Regions from separate parts of the Mus musculus genome. Here region 1 is linked to region 2. A link is a loop called in an ENCODE intact Hi-C map of the cell type or tissue named here. Cell type or tissue: left cerebral cortex. All regions are shown on one strand. Links, peaks and the distances in the headings refer to the core of each region. The heading gives the core; the rest is flanking DNA. Region 1 holds the start of Batf3 (basic leucine zipper transcription factor, ATF-like 3). Region 2 has its middle 43 kb from the start of Nenf.

Region 1 (8,328 bases), core at 21-8,020, 180 kb after region 2:
CCACCAACATTTAAGAAGAGAGGAGGAGTGGGGGGGGAGAAGAAAGAGGGGAGAGGAGGAGGGGGAGAAGAAGAGAAGGAGGAAGAGAAGAAGGAGGGGGAGGAGAAGGGAGGGGAAGTGAGAAGGAAGGAGAGGGGAGGGGGAGGAGGGAAGGGGAGGAGGGGGAGGGAAGGAGGGGAGGGGGAGAAGAGGGGAGGGAAAGAGGGGGAGGGAAGGCAGAGGGAGAAGAGGGGAGAAGGGAGGGGATGAGGGGGAGGGAACAAGGAGGGAGAGGGAAAGGAGAGATAGCTGAGAAATTGGTGGCACATACCTGTCATAGCACTCAGCAGGCTGAGAGGCAGGATTGAGCAGGAGGCCAGGCTGGGTTACATAGTGACACGGTCTCAAAAAACAAATAAGACAAAGCCAGAGGTAGAAAGGCTTGGAAGCAGGCAGGCGTGGTACCAGAACCGCACCTGAGATTTTTACATCTGATCCACAGGCACGCGGTAGATAGTGAGAGAGCTAAGTGGGAATTCCATGGGCTTTGGAAACCTCAAAGCCAGTGCCAATGCCACACCTCCTCCAAAGCAGCTACACCTTCTCATCCTTCCCAAACAGTTCCACACTGAGCACTCTGTGTATGAGCCCAGAGGGGCCATTCTCTCTCAAACCACCCCCTGAGGAGGAGGCAAGATTTTGAAAAGGAATTAAAAGTATAAAGAGCTATTTTTGTTTAGCTTCTTCAATTTTTAGTTTTGGTAGGGAGAGGGTCTCATGTAGCCCAGGCTGGCCTTAAACTTACTATATAGCCAAAAATGGTTTAAACTCCTGACCCTCACAAGTACCACCTCACCCACATTCTTTTATTTACTTTCTCTTTTTTTAAAGATAGAGTTTCACTATGGAGCCCTCTGGCTGTCCTGGAACTCACTATGTAGACCAGGCTAGCCTTAAACTCAGAGATTTGCCTGCCTCTGCCTCCAGAGTGCTGGGATTAAAGGCAAGTGCCATAATTCTCAGTAATTTCTCTCTCTCTCTCTCTCTCTCTCTCTCTCTTCCTTCCTTCCTTCCTTTTTTTTTTTTTTTTTGAGACGATACCTCATATAGCCAAGGCTAGCCTGAAAGTCACTATAAATACAAACTTGACCTTGAACTTGTGATTCTCTGCCTCTCCCCCGAGTGCTGATCTCGAAGGCGTGTTCCTTCCACCACGGCTGGTTTATGTGGTGCTGAGACTCCCACCCAGGGTATTCTTGTGCACATTAGACAAGCACTCCACTGAGCTGCTCCTCCAGAACTTTAATTACTATTACTGTTGTCACTATTGTTTCTATAGACAGTTTCTCTGTAGTTCCAACTAGCCTCAGGCTGGGTATTCTCCTGCCTCCACCTTCCTGAGTGCTATAGTGTGAGAGCCCCCACATCTAGCTTTTGTTTGAGTCTATAGTGAGAGAAAAATCAAGCGTGGGAAGAAGCCCGGGGGCTGGGGCTGAGAGGAAGAGGCCCGAGAATACAGAAGCAAAGCAATAGGCTGGGAGGACCCAGAAGAATCAGACTGGAAGGACTGATGATGAGCACCGTGATGCCATCACTGCCCCCTCCCCCGATAGGAGACAGCTGTCCCTGTGGCTGTCCTGTAGTCCTGACCTGACCACAGGCTCACCTCGTGGAGCTTGTCAGCCTTCTGGGTCTGCTTCTTCCGGCTCCTCTGAGCTGCAACCCGGTTTTTCTCTCTCCTTCGAACTTTCCTGTCATCGTCCTTGGGGCTCTGGGGATGACATGTGGTGAGGTAAGACTCTCAGACTCTCACCATGCTCCAGTGGGCTACTGAGAGGTTTTGTTAAGGAACACCTATCCTGTGGTGGGGCTTTGCTTTATATTAATCACCACCCACATACTGAAAAGCGTATAGAAAGACTGTTGTTTTAAAATGAGGAATATAAGGTCTGGGGTGCAGCTTAGTGGTGCCATATGTGTGGGATATGTCAGGCCCTGTGTTCCATACCCAGGACCACAAAAAATAAAAATACTATGAGACAACGAGGAATCAGAAACTCAGGTTAGGGAAGTTCTCCAGGTACCACGGCCAGCATGGGGGTGAGTGGGAAGTGGAACTCAGGTTTGCTGGTCCCCAAACCAACGTTCACAAACTTCTGCCCCACAGGGCGTTTGCCTGGAAGAGCGGTGCTGTTACTGCTCATCTGAGAGTGAGAAAGACTGGGGTGTGTGCTCGCTAGAACTTGCTGTGCACAGCCTTTAAACTACCACACACTGGCAAGTCCTTCTGAAACTGTATACAGACCATAGTTATGCATTTATTAGTAACTGCAACCACACAGCTCTACCAGTATGTGGAAAACTCTGGAACACTAATGACGACATGCTCTCTTGAACAACACTTGGCTGACATTTTCTTTTCAGAGGTCAGGGTTATTCCAAATGCAAATCTGTGATGCGTTTTGAGAGTTCTTAACCAAATATCCAAAAATCCTTCATGAGGTGACATGAAGTGGGCAGGCAGAAAAAAATGCACGTACCACAGCGAGAGCTTACTTAGAGGAAAGGGTCTGCTTTCCAGAACTGCAATTGACACCATCAGGGGAGGAAAAAAAATGTCCTTCAAGACTGAGTTCAAAAGGTGTCTAGATGGGGAGGGAGCTTAGTGGTAGGTGAGGCTCAGGGTGTAATCTGGAGCCACAGCAACAGCAAAACCCAGAGGCTGGCGTACAAACTCAGGGCTTCAGCCAGGAATCCCAGGCATAGATAAGAAGAGACAGCAGACCCAACACCTGCTCAGGAGAACACAGGTGTCAAAACGTGCCTTCCAGAAGTCCTCCCCCCACCCCCTTCTTCAACAGTTTCACGTAGTCTCCCTTCCCTTTCCTCCCTAGCTCTGGAATTGTACTCCTGCATCACTACACCCCAAAGGTCTTGATAAACACACCTGGAGCATCCAGGGGGACATGCCATATAAACGATGTAACTTCAGCTTTTACACCCTCACAAAGCCTTCCACCGTATATAATAACTAAGACCCTGCCCTGTACTCAGAACACTGCTGGGCTCTGCTGCCCAGAATCAAGCTGACCTGAGATTTGACCTCACTGGCTCTCCACTGGTGCTTGACAGGAAATAATGTCTCTATTCTCCAAAGCCAACAAGTCTCAGGGCAAGGGGCAGCATGCCTCCTGTCCTCTGGGAGCTGTCACATCACCTGCCACAGATGATCACACCTTCCCTCTGGGCAGGAATGACGAATGGAGACACAAATCACCCATCACTCACATGACCTCTGCAAACGTCCTCAGGAGATACAAAAAGAGTTCATCTTATAGATGGGGAAATTGAGGCTCCGCTAGTCGAAGCAAATAGTATAAGGCCACTCCAACTACTTGGCTCAGACTTCCAGGGTCATCCTGGGACATTACACTTCAAGCAGAGAGTTGGGAGTGTGTGTGGTGACTAAGAAAAATAAGACCTGATCTATTGATAAAGCAACCAGGTGGCCAAGAAGTGTTCCAACAGTGGCCTCTATTTGGTCTCAGCTTCTTGTGACTACAGCTTTGAAAGCTGGGACAACAGAGGGTGCTGATCATATTGGGGCGAGAAGTTTCCACCCGTGCTGGGGGTGGAGTCTGCCCATTAGAGACAAAACCCCACACCCACAAATTGACCGGTCCGACATTCCCCATGCGGATCTTGGCCAGTGGGTTGGATGCAGGGACGAACCGCCCCTTTGGGCTGAATTCATAATATCGGAGCTCCGGGCCCCCTCCCACCAGCGCCCACAGGAGTCAAGGATGAAACTGCCCACAGCAGCGCGGACCCACGTGTTCGGCGCCGAGTCTGGAGGGGCTGCCGCCTTCCCAAGCGCTTGAGGCGCACGGCGGGGGCGCACGGCGGGGGCGCACCTGGAGCTCTGCCCTCACCCTCACCCGGTCCTCACACCCGGCCCCCTTGTCCAATACCTGCGGCTGGTTCCCGGGCGCATCCACGCTTCTCTGCAGCACGCTGACCGCGGGGGGCCCTTGCGACATGCCGCGCGCTCGCCACACGGGGCGCCCTGAACGTGGGGCTCTGCTACCCGCGCTCCGCCCGCATCCCCGCACTTGCTGCCCCGCCCCGCCCCGCCGCTTCCCGCTCTCCGGGCTCCACGGTGCCCGCCTCCCCACCCCGTGTCCAGTCCCGGCCCGGCCCGGCCCCGCCCCCTACTCCCACCCCGCCCCTGCTTCCTCCTCCCCCCACCCTCTCGCCGCACCTCGGGGTCCAGGATCCCACCCAAGTCGCTGCTTTCCGCTAAGGGCCCCCGCTCTTCGTGGAAGTCACGTGGCAGCACCGAAGCCCACCCACGGAGAAGACCCCGAGTGGGTGGAGACGGGGTGCTGGCGCAGCGCCGCCGTGGACGGTCCTCCGGCCGCTCCTGGGAAGTTTGGGTGAGAAGCACCAGTGAGTGGCTCGGTGGCTTCAATGTCCCTTCGCAGCCTCCCTTAGCGCCCCAGCGCCGGTCACCGCCGATGGGGAGATTTCTTCCGGGCGAGGCGGCACCTGGACCGGTGGCGCCAGTGGGCAGGGACCGCAGCAGAGACCGTCCGCGCTATGGGGACAGCGGGAGCCTCAGGGCTTTTCCACTGCGGCGGCGTCTGGTCCAGTGGGAGGGAGGGGGCGAGGTGACTGGGAGGGCGAATTCTGATGGGGGGGGGCGGGGCGGGGGGAGCGGCAAAGAGAGGTTGTGAGTCGAAACCACGCTTGAAGTCCATCCTCACACATTCAAAGGTCTGGGCAGGCCATGCTAAGGTCCCATGGGCTAGCTGCATTTGCTTCTTCAAGATTAAGGTGATACCTACTAAAGGCTAAAATATATGGTTGCTATGTTTATGTCAGACTAGGTAGAGACGTATCTCATCCCTCTTCACCCGCCTGCCAGTTTTTAAAATATGAAGTCAAGATGACTGTGCCCAGCAAAGAAAAAAAGAAAAAACCCTAGCGGTTGCAGGTTTGTGGTTTGTGCATAGCATAGGAGAGGAAAGCTAACCACGAACTGGGGGACGGATGGGAACCAGACAAGAGTGGCCTTTCTCGTGTGCTCATTTTGGCCTACTGGCTTCTGGGCAGTGGGAGAGGTGACCTTTCTGAGTCCTCACCCCAGTGTGCATGGCTCTGTGCCAGAATTTAAGCCGTAAGTCTGGAGAGAGGAGCTTGTTTGAACCTGCCTGCGCGGCTTTAGGCACCAGTAGTGGTCATGTGTGCTAGTAGGTCACGGCATAGCCAGTGTCCACACATCACAGCAGAGCCTCTCCATGCTAATGGTTCCGCCCAAATTTTAGTTCTGACCCTCTTCTATCAACATGCATGCATGCTCCGGTGTGGGGGGAGGGGAGAAGGAGGGGAGAGAAGAGAGAGAGAGACAATTACATCTCACACAGTATAGAGGAGTGCACAGCACAGCATCCTGCACTTGGTGTGGGTCAGCCCAGGACCTCTGTCCTTGAAAATTAAAGGACCCTGTAAACGGGGTGTGGTGGCCAACGCCTACAATTTCTCCACTCACAAGGTTGAGGCAGGGTTTCCACAAGTTCCACTATCTAGCTTGGGCTATACATTAACCTCCAGGCTAACTAGAGCTAAATAGCAGGATGAGATCTCAATACAACCAAAGACTAACAAAATAAGCAATTTGTGGGGGCAAGTGATCCTAACTTTTAGACGTTTAAGAATGGGTGTTGGAGGGGGTGATCCTCGACATACCAGTGCACTCCCGTGTGTCATTCTAGTGGGCTCCTTTCCTGTTCCAAGTCCTCTGGGGTCCTCCCCACAGCCTGGGGCCAGGGCCAACAGCAGACTTATATTGGCTTAGTCTACTTATGGCATTGTTTCTTTTTTCTTTTCCTTTCTTTCTACCGCCCCCCCCCATATCCCCCTTCCCTACACACTCATACACACCTTGAGTTTTTCAAGGCAGGGCTTCTCTGTGTTCAGCCCTGGATGTCACGGAACTCACTTTTAGACCAGGCTGGTCCCGAACTCTCAGAGATCCACTTCCTGAGCACTGGGACTAAAGGCGTGTGTCACCATGCCCAGCATGGAACTATTTCTTTCCCTTCCTATTAAGTCTGTACACCATATGGGTGTCGGGTTCCAGAAGAGGGTAATGGAGTTCTGGGTAGTTAATAGTGAGTCACCATGTGGGTGCTGGGAATGGAACCTGGGCCCTCTCCAAGAGCAGTCAGTGCTCTTCCCTCATCCCCAGCCATCTTTCCAGCCCCTAGAATTGTCATCTCTTTTGCGTGCTTTCTTAAACTTCTTGAGAAGGTTGATGCTGGCTTCTTCACACACTCCATGTTTATAAAAGTAACATTAAATTTATTTATAGTATCCCAATAATGCTATTATAGTATGGTGCTAAGTTCATTTGCCACACTAGAAAGCCAAGATAAATGCTTGCTTGGTCTATATATCAAGTTTCAGGCAAGTCAGAATTACATAGTGAGACCCAGATAGATAGATAGATAGATAGATAGATAGATAGATAGATAGATAGATAGATAGACAGACAGACACACAACACACACACACACACACACACACACACCTTTAATCCCAACACTCAGAAGGCAGAGGCAGATATATCTCTGAGTTTGAGGCCAGCCTGGTCTACACAGTTCTGTCTCAAAAACACAAACCAAACGAATGAATGAGAGAAAAGCAGAACAGGATTCAAATCTCTGTTTTCTTTTCGTGTGTTTTCCCTTGAACCAGGAAGACATCTGGTATGATTTGTCAAGTTCCTATTTATACCACAATGACCTTGAACCCCGTCTCTGAGGGGTGGGGGATGCACCACAGGTTCAGGGCGCAGTGAGGATGCAGCAGGTTTGGAGGTTGGTGATCCGATGCTCTGCTGATTCACTTCGCCAGAAAATGGTTCTTTCCAATAACAAACGGATGATCGAAAGCCCTGTGTGCAGTTCACTCCTGCTGTTCTTGTTTAGGAAACTGGTCTTCTGGTAAGTGTCTTCTCATGGCTTTTCTCAGAAGACGGTCCTGTGGGCCTCTGGTGAGGCTAGGGAAGAGAAAGCCAAAGGTAGAGACCACTGCACTTACCAGAAACTGGCCACTGTGTGTCAGCCACTGTGGGCCGGAGAGCCACACCTCAGGGAACTCGCTGTCTCGATAGTCAGATGAGCACACTGGAGTGCTTTCGATGTGGTCTATCTCAAGATGGGAGTATAAGAGCAAGGGCTGGAGAGGGCCGGTATGGGATGGTGTGTTTTCAAACAGGGAGATCAATGAGGCTCCTCTGTAGGGCTGGGGAGACACCTGGAGGACGTGGTTCATGCTGCACCAACACAGAAGCAATGTTCTTGTGGAAGTGCCTGGCCATTCAAGTAACTCCAGAAGACTCGAGGGTCTGGAGTGGCCGGAGGGAAAGACGGGACACCTAGAGATGCAGCAAGAAGGCCACCTTTTATTTGACATAAGGTGGAAAAGATAAGGCTTCCGAGCAGAGGTTTGGCATGATCTGACTTAAGATGCTATGAGGTCATGTTGGTCACCTCATAAAACAGCAACACCAAGTGGAGATGCAGCATCTAAAACGGGAGCTGGTAGGTTCCTTCCCAAACCATAGCAGCATTTGCAGTGGGATATTTAAGTCTTAAGAACAAATTGAAAGCAACAAGGAGACCCAGAAGATGAGGGCCATGATCCAAGAGACTTGGGGTAGGGCTGGGAAGACTGTGGAGGGCCAAAGACAGTCTACCGGGAGCTTTTTGAATGGAAGGTTCACAGTGTGTCACTACCACAGGCCCATCCTGATCCAGAGTGGCCTTGCCTGTGTCCACCTGGTGACATATTCACAAATGTGTTGCTCGCTTTTGCCACAGTGAACAAAATCCCTGTCAGAACAACCGAAGAGACCTGGGGAGATGGTTCAGTGGTTAAAGTGAGAGGCAAGCCATGGAACTGGAGTTCAGAGTCCCAGAACCCTTGTAAATTCAGAATGGGTGTGGTGGCCTACCCGTGGGTCCAGCTTTCTGAGGCAGAGACAAGGGATCCTCAGAGAAAACAGGCTGGTAAGACTGGAATAATGATCAAGGTTGGATTCTCTACTTCAGCCTCAAGCCTCATGTCTCCACACATGGAGGTGTGCGTGGACATACAGGCACACCACAGAGACCAGAAAATGAGATAAGAAATGGGGTGGGGGGAGGAAGGAAATCCTACAAACCTCAGAGGTTTCAGTCGGTCGTGGCACAGAAAAATATAGTGACAGTCCGTGGCAGTGGACTGCTGACAACTGGCTGGGAAGCAGGGACCACCAGCGTGACCCTACCTCCTAAAAGCTCC
Region 2 (8,328 bases), core at 200-8,199:
ACCTTCTGGATATCCTCTCACCACCCACCCTACACACCCTCCCCTACCCTCTCTCACCCCTCCCCACCTCTCAGTCATTTAGCATTCATCCTTAGACCTCTGGCAGGTGACAATCTCCGCCCTCCACTCTGCAGGCACACTGCAGCCTTTACGCCCCTCCTCTCCTCAGATGGAATCCACCCATCCTGCAGGACGGCTCTGCCCTCCTTCTCCATGTTCAGTGACACAAATCTTCATCACACTTGGGTTGCAACCAGTGAGTTTCTCTGGCTTCATATCTAATGATTCTACATGTGTATGTGCACATGTAGTGTGTATGTCTGCTTGCGTGCGTGCATGCGTGCATGTGTGTGTGTGTGTGTGTGTGTGTGTGTGTGTGTGTGTGCAGGCCCCAGGACGTTAATGTTGGCTGTCTTCCTCAGTTGGGTTCCACCTTATCTATGTATTAAGGTAAGGTCTCTTGCTGGACCTCAGAGCTCGCTGATCCAGCCACTCTAGCTTGCCAGTTTGACCTCTCATTTCTATATCCTGAGTGCTGGAGGTCCAAACTCTGGTTCTCACACTTGCAATGAGCCAACTGCCCAGCTCCAGTGTACTTAGATTGTTGTTGTTGTTATTGTATCTGTTGCATGACGGGAAGGGGGCCATGTGCCAGGGAGAACTGAGAAACACCACAGGTTTTCACTGAAGGCCCAGTGTGAATAGGGAGCAGGTCTAGGGAGGCTCCTGTAGCCCTCACACCAGGCAAAGAAACAGACTCAAGGCCTCAGCGGGGGTTGCTGGAGAGGGTTAGGCAGAGAGAGGGTTAGTCTTTCAAGTACTGAGCAGCTGGTGTCAGAAGCTTTCTATTCATGTGACATACAACTTAGAGGGAAGGTAGGTGATTCCCCAAGTTCACACTCAATTAACTGGCTGAAAAGGAGAAGTCTAGAGCCGAAGACCCTCAACAGATTAGAGCCTCACCAGAGGCTACTCCTCGCCTTGCCCCCCGCCCATCACAAGTGCCAGTCATCAGGAATGGTGAGGGAGGGCACACAGACAGCAGTCAACAAGTTGAGCTCATAGGTTACATCACCTGAGAAATTACTAGACATGTGACCTCTCTGACCCCACCTCAGACCTACCAAATGGTAAAGTCAGGTGCCGTGGGGGTCACCAAGCTCTGTCTTCTTGAACCTTCTAGGGGATTCTGTGTACACAAAGGTTTGAGACACTCCAGGGGGAAATGTGCTCTGGCCTGTGGCTTGGAGAATGGGTCTCTTGCCTCCTTCTCCTTGGGTTAAGAGCTGAGGAGGCCATGCACTAAAGCAGGTTAAGTGGCCAGTGCTTGGGGCAGGGGGGGGCGGGGCGGCGTCACTGTACCAGACTCAGTCTCTTCTACATGGAGGCCCAGCCCTGGCCTTCTGCAGGCCTATGAAATGATTCACCCGAGGGCTATAGCAAGTGTATTTGCTGTCTGGTTGCCTTGACAACTTTCCCTGACCCCGTTCCAGCTTAATATTAGCCAAAGACAAACAACTTAAAAGCCAAGCATCAGAGATGATGCAACTTCCGCGTGAGCCCCGGGAGGCCATGAAGCACCTGGGCAGTCAGCAACCGGAGTGTGATGTCACCCAGAGAAATGAAACTTCCGCATCAGCCCCGGGAGGCCACGAAGCACCTGGGCAAGCCTCAACTGTTGTGTGATGTCACATGGAGAAATGCCTGCTCATGGGCGAAGGTAATCACATGACCTGGCTTGAGTGCCCTAGTCATATAAGGGGAGGGGCCCTCCGCTGAGCTGGGATTCCAACCAGAGCCGAGCACAGACAGGGATTATGTGTGTCATCATGAGGAAACCCTTCACTCATGTGACTGACAGGATCTTTTCCCTCTGCAAAGTTTTTGTTTAAGAGCAAGAATTCAGAATAAGAACTGGGATCAGAACCAGGAGCTGGACCTGCCCTTTGATGGGTGGCTTCAGACAGGTTGTCCAGACTCTCTGAGCCTTGGTCCCTGATTTATAAATAAAGACAGAAATTTCTGTCTCACAGAATGGCTGAGAAAATGAATGGTAGCTTTGAAAGGGACAATGCAACACCGGCATGTGGTGACAGCTTCCTTTGTCCCTGAGACTGGCTGCGAGCTTTCCTGTTTGGTCTCAACCCCAGAGCTGATTAGAGGTGGTAAAACAGCAGGCATGGTGGCGCACACCTTTAATCCCCACACTTGGGAGGCAGAGGCAGCCGAACTCTGTGAGTTCCAGGCCAGCCTGGCCTATGTAGTGAGGTACAGGACAGCCAGAGCTATAAGAGAAACCCTGTCTCGAAAACCCAAAACCACGCCAAACCAAATGTCTGGGTGAGAAGTCCTCCGGCAAAGTGCAACATAAACACCTGGAGGGTGAGGAAAATCAGAAAAACAAAATAAAAACAGAAAACCAAGATGGCACCCAGGTCAGGTAGGCTCGGGGACATTAGAGATGATGTCAGAAAAACGGCTGCACAAGAGGCAGGAAGGAGCCGCACACTTAGGAACACCACCTCTGAGCTTGACGGCTAGAGAGTATAATGACTGCTGCGTAGACAGGGTCTTGGAAGACCAGGCTGGCCTGGAGCTTCTAGAGATCCTCCCGCTTCTGACTCCAGAGTGCTGGGATAAAAGGCTCGTACCACCACGCCTGGCTAAGCGTAACACTTTAAAAAGCAAATTTATAAATTTAAAAAGTAAATTTTCAGTTGCCCAGGAAAGTCCCATGTGACACTTCCAATGGATCTGCTGGGGTTTTGTTTTTCTCCTTTGAAAAAAAAAATTACCTGTGTGTGTGTGTGTGTGTGTGTGTGCGCGCGTGCGTGCGTGTGTGTGTGTGTGTGTGTGTGTGTGTGTGTGTGTGATGCATGTGTGTGCCTGTAAAGGCAGGAGGATACCTTACGAAAGTTGCGCCCCTCTTTCCCCCATATGAGTCCCAAAGACTGAACTTGGATCACTAGACTTGGCAGCAAGCGCCTTTCCTCACTGAGCCACTTTGCTGGCCCTTGGCTGTGTTCCCACTTCTCACCTGTCTGTCAAAGCAAGGTGCAGGGTTCAGAGCTCTGCGCCTGCTCAGACAGCACTGGAGCACATGAGTCCTTCCATGTCATAGTTTAACATTCTAAGCACCACCAGAGGTCAAGGATGGCTCTAGTTTATCTTGAAACAGAAATGACTGTTCAGCCCTCCTCCCTCCAGCCCACTCTTTCTGTATTTATTGGAATATGTCGTTAATAATGACATCATTATCTACCACAAACAGTCGCAGTGAAATACGTTTTGTTTTCTGAAACAGCGTCTGGCTATTAGGGCCCAAGTTCTATATGGCCTTAAACTTCCTGCACAGTTTAGACTGGCTTTGAACTCATAGCAATCCTACTGCCTCAGTGTCCCGGGTGCTGGCATTACTGGCATATGTCACCACACCAGTTATGACACTATGTTAGGACTCAGAAGTCAGGGGCTTACATATACTCCTTGACTCAGGTCACCCGCCAGTCGTGATCGACCTTTTGATACTGCAATGTGGTGTTGTCATCTACAGTTTATGCTCAGAACTACACAGTTGAATCACAAAACAGGATGACAAAAGTCCCTCATAAGGTCTTAAGTAAGCCTGTGGTTTTGTGTTGGGTCACATTCATCGCTGTGTCAGTCCCTCTACATGCAGTCCCAGATGCCGCCCCATGGGGGCGCTCGGTCACAGCCGCTGTCGGGCCATAGAGCAGTCTAATCCCTGAGACCCTAGGCTTTCCTCCACTCTCAGGACGTGCATGTGTGTGGTAGTGGGCTAGGGATACACCGACCTTTCTTACAATGGGCCCTTCGGTAAGGATATGACCCCAGCCACAGGACAACCAGAGTTCTACTGCTACACACAAGGACAAGCAGCTCGCTCCTCAAGTCGGCCTCCATTCCCCGGAGCCTCCCAGACAGAGGCTCCCAAGTAAGCGCCTATTTTGCTGCCCCACCCTCGGGTTCCCTGCCCTGCCCTGCATCTGGGGTCTCCAATAAAAAGGCTCTCGACCTCTGAAAATGTCCCCTTTCATTTTTTTTTTAACTTGACATGTGATTTTTTAAAAAGGTATAAAATAGATTAAGTTATTTTCAGAATGAATCCTTAAGTAAGGTCTTTGTTTATAAATTGCCACTCTGAGCTATTGAGACTGTCCTGAGGAGACTCCGGGCAGGTCATGAGAGTGTTCTGAGAGCCCCTGAGAGCGTCTCTCTTTGAGACAGGCCAAGCTGGGCAGGTGAGGTCTGCAGGCAAGCAGAAGCCTGGCATAGTTGAGATAGTGAAATCAGGACTCCATGGGTGATTCCAGGTGAGTTACTGGGTGGCTTTAGGTTTCATTTTCTTTTTCTCCAAACTGGAAACTGGAATCACTCCTTCAATTAATTAGCCGCCCCTTCCCGGATTGCATAGCACTTTAATAAGGGGAGTGGCCTGTGGTAAGTGAATTCTATGGGCACCTGTCTCATCCATAAACTCCATTATTTCAGCTGTGATAGTCTACGGCCATACTACCCTAGACACGCTCCATCTCATAACCACCCTCATCTACCCATCCTTTCTCCTTATTAGAGATGCCCATTGTTCACCTCAGGGAGCAATGCTCCCAGCCAAGAAACTACATTTCCCAGACTAACTTGCAGGTAGGATGCTCCTAGATCACTGGTGTGGTCACTGAGATAGAAGCAGACACTGCTCAGGGGGCTTCTGAGGGAGCACTTCGAGGGGCGTCTGAGGGAGTACTTCGAGGGGCTTCTGGGGGAGCACTTCAAGGGGCATCTGAGGGAGCACTTTAAGGGGCGTCTGTGGGAGCACTTCGAGGGGCTTCTGGGGGAGTACTTCAAGGGGCATCTGAGGGAGCACTTTGAGGGGCATCTGTGGGAGCACTTCGAGGGGCTTCTGAGGGAGCACTTCGAGGGGCGTCTGAGGGAGTACTTCGAGGGGCTTCTGGGGGAGCACTTCAAGGGGCATCTGAGGGAGCACTTTAAGGGGCGTCTGTGGGAGTACTTCGAGGGGCTTCTGGGGGAGTACTTCAAGGGGCATCTGAGGGAGCACTTTAAGGGGCTTCTGAGAGAGCACTTCAAGGAGGCTCAGTTGACAAGCAGCTTTGCCCACTATCTTCATTTTCATTTTCTGGTCTATAATGAGGATAGGATGACTGGAGTTGTGGTGGCAGTGCCATGACCATATGGCAATCTTGACAATAGAAGACACACCTCATCCTAAGTGTGGCAGTACAGAAAGGTAGTAGGAGCCTGGGAACGGGAACACGGTGTAGAGCCACTACACAAGCCCTCGCCCATCCACTTCAGGTTTTCTTCAGGTTATAGATGAACAAACTAGTCAATTGATTCATCATTTGGATGAGTTTCTCCAGAATGTGGTAAAGCCTTGCTCCCTAGAGCGGTGCCCATGGAAGGTTGTAGAACCTTTAAGAGGTGGGGCCTAGAGAGAGGTCTTCTTGTCACTGGGGGCATGTCTTTGGGTGGGGTATTGGGACCTCAGCTCCTTTCTCTTCTTTCTTTTCCACTCCAGGCAGGGCCCTGCCACCCAATCCTACCACACTGTGACCCTGCTCATGGCCCTAAAGCAATGGGCAAGCCAGGCATGGACTGGAGCCTCTATAAATACGGGAAGGGATCAGACAGTTTGAGTGACCACAACAAACATCCCAGTACATTATTCTAATGGTCCAGATAAAACACTTCACATCACTGATACAGATAAGCAGCACCTGCCTCTCTCTACCTGTGGGTCCCACAGCTGCACACCAAAACTACTTCAGAACCCCATCTGTACTGCACAGGCTTCATTCTTTAAACAACATATTCACCAACTATTTACACAGCATTTATGCTGCATTAGGCATAAGTTGTAACTGTGAGCTTTTCAACCCAACCTCTTTGTTCAATTACTCTGAGACTTAATTATTTATGAATATATGCCTAGCTCATAAGTGTTAGCTTGTTCAGCAACTAGCTTGTAACTTATATAATCTGTTTATTCTAGTCTATGTCTGGCACAAGATTCATACGGCCGACTTCCTCAGAGTTGGGGCAAATCTCTCCACCTCCTGCTCTATCCCAGAGTTCCTGTCTTTCTGCTGGATGTCCCACCTTCTAATCCTGCCTCACCTGATTGGCCATCAGCTTTTTATTGACAGATGATGCTTCCACACAGTGCACAAGAGAGTCTCTCTACAATAAGTGCCACAGAAAGGCTGTGAAGTGTAGGACACGTGGGTTATATTCAAATGCCAAACTATTTCATGTGAGGAGTTTGGAGGCTCCAGGGACTTCAGTATTCTCTCTGGTACACCTCTCTTTCCTGTAGACACCAGAGATCACTGTATGTGAATTAGTGAGTGTGTGGGTGAATGAATGAGTGAATGAGACAGAAAGGATCTTGCTGTCTATAGGAACATGGTGGAAACACAGGTCCACCCCTTGACAAGCACAGCGATGATTATTTTAGGTAAGAGGCATCAATGGAAACGAACATCTGTGGGAGGAAATACGATGAGGAGGAAGTTTGCATAATGTCAGTGTCTCCTCATGACACTTAATATAGCAAGGGAAGGTGGTGACCTTGGAGTGGAAAGGCTTGGTGGACACCACCTGCACCAGGTGACCAGTTGCCATAGTGGTAATCTGACACATATTCTCTTGCCTGGAGAATCTGGGATGGATCAACATAAACTATGATGTTCCAGCCAAAAGTGTCCAAAGTAGGCAGTCACTTCAGCCAAACACAAATCTAATGACATTCTAAAAAAAAAAAAAAAAAAAATCCAGGCCGTGGTGACACATGCCTTTATTTCCAGCACTTCAGAGGCAGAGGCAGTCGGAACTCCAAGTTCAAGACCAATGTGGTCTACAGAGAGAGTTGCAGGATAGCCAGGGCTGCCATACAGAGCAACCCTGCCTTGATAAAACAAAAACAAAACCAAACAAAACTAATGAACCAAGCAATCAAACAAAAACAGCAACAATACAGCAACAAAAAGGACATTTATTCTACAATCAAATGGCACTTGTGGAGTCCTCTCAGTCCAGAGACCACAGAGACATAGAGGTCGATTGCCCTGGTGATGCCTGCTGGGCTCCCAGGCCAGACCCAGACACCAGTGGGGCAGAAATGGGATGTATGTACAATGTACAACATCTGATGTAAGTTGGTAGCTCTGGTTAATTTCCTGGTATTGGTGACCGCTCTCATGTACAGTGTTGGGAAAAAGTGAAGAAAACTATCTGGGAATTGTTCATACCACACTTGCCCAGGCCTGTGTCCTAGTTAGGGCCATCATTGCTGTGAGGAAACACTATGACCAAAAGCAAGCTGGGGAGGAAAGTGTATATTCGGCTTACACTTCCACAGCACTGTTCATCACTGAAGGAAGTCAGGACTGGAACTCAAACAGAGCAGGAACCTGGAGGCAGGAGCTGATGCAGAGACTAGAGAGGGGGTGCTGCTTACTGACTTGCTCCTAATGGCTTGCCCAGCCTGCTTTCTTACAGAGCCCAGGACCGCCAGCCCAGGGATGGCACCACTCACAATGGGCTGGGCTCTACTCCATCAGTAACCAGTTAAGAAAATGCCCCGCAAGCTTTCCTACAACCTGATCTTTTCTCAATTTAGGTTCCCTCCTCTCAGGTGACTTGAGTTTACGTCAAGTCGACATGAAACTAGCCAGTGTAGTCTGAAATCATTTTGAAAACCAAAACAAAATCCGCCCTGTTTTGCAACTTCTCAGGCTTCCGACAGCTGTGTGTGGAGTCAGTCGCTTCACAGATTACACCTTGTTGACCTGCGGGTCTGCCTTCCCTGTTCGCCCCATCTTACAAACCCATTTGCAGGGAGGGTATCCAGTTACTGAGTTGGTCTCCTGAATCCCAGAAGTCACCGCCAAGACTTCTCTTTTTCTCTCATTCTATGGCGACCCCACCTGTGAGCCTTGTGTTCATCTGATTTCTGTTGCTGCAACAAAATACCAGAGTCTGGTATTCTATAAGGAGAGAGTTTGCTTAGCTCACAGCTCTGAAGGCTGGGAAGCTCACGGTTGGCTTGCCCCATCTTCTGAGGTTCTCATTGCTGGTAAGGCCCTCACTAGAGCAGGGATTCCCAACCTTCCTAACGCTGCCACCCTTTGATACAGTAGTGACCCCCAGCCATAAAATCATTTCTGGTGCTACCTCATAACTGAAGTTTTACTACTGTTATGAATTGTAATGTAACTACTTGTGCTTTCCAATGACCTTAGGTGACCCCGAAGGGGTCACAACTCACAGGTTGAGAACCATTGCTCT

What was found. Hi-C counts contacts between places; a loop is a spot of excess contacts. Peaks named below come from ENCODE experiments on the same cell type or tissue, not always from the same donor. Only the 100,000 strongest peaks of a DNase experiment are listed, where the experiment ranks them.
Region 1: a loop joins it to region 2, with 2.9 times the contacts of the local background. A loop is called at or near these places in 29 of 42 quality-filtered maps.

What each region holds. Positions count from the first base shown.
Region 1 is chr1:191,094,150-191,102,477 of GRCm38, reverse strand. Batf3 (basic leucine zipper transcription factor, ATF-like 3) reads right to left here and starts at 4,064. Exons shown (of 3, transcript NM_030060.2): 1 at 3,951-4,064; 2 at 1,646-1,750. The coding sequence starts at 4,019. In left cerebral cortex, for the core only: CTCF peaks have their summits at 4,020, 4,953 and 7,288; DNase peaks (open chromatin) are centred at 3,970, 4,941 and 7,285; H3K4me3 peaks cover 1,057 bases.
Region 2 is chr1:191,271,078-191,279,405 of GRCm38, reverse strand. No RefSeq gene overlaps it. Among named protein-coding and RNA genes, the nearest start is that of Nenf, 43 kb to the left of the region's middle. In left cerebral cortex, for the core only: a CTCF peak has its summit at 3,696; a DNase peak (open chromatin) is centred at 3,689.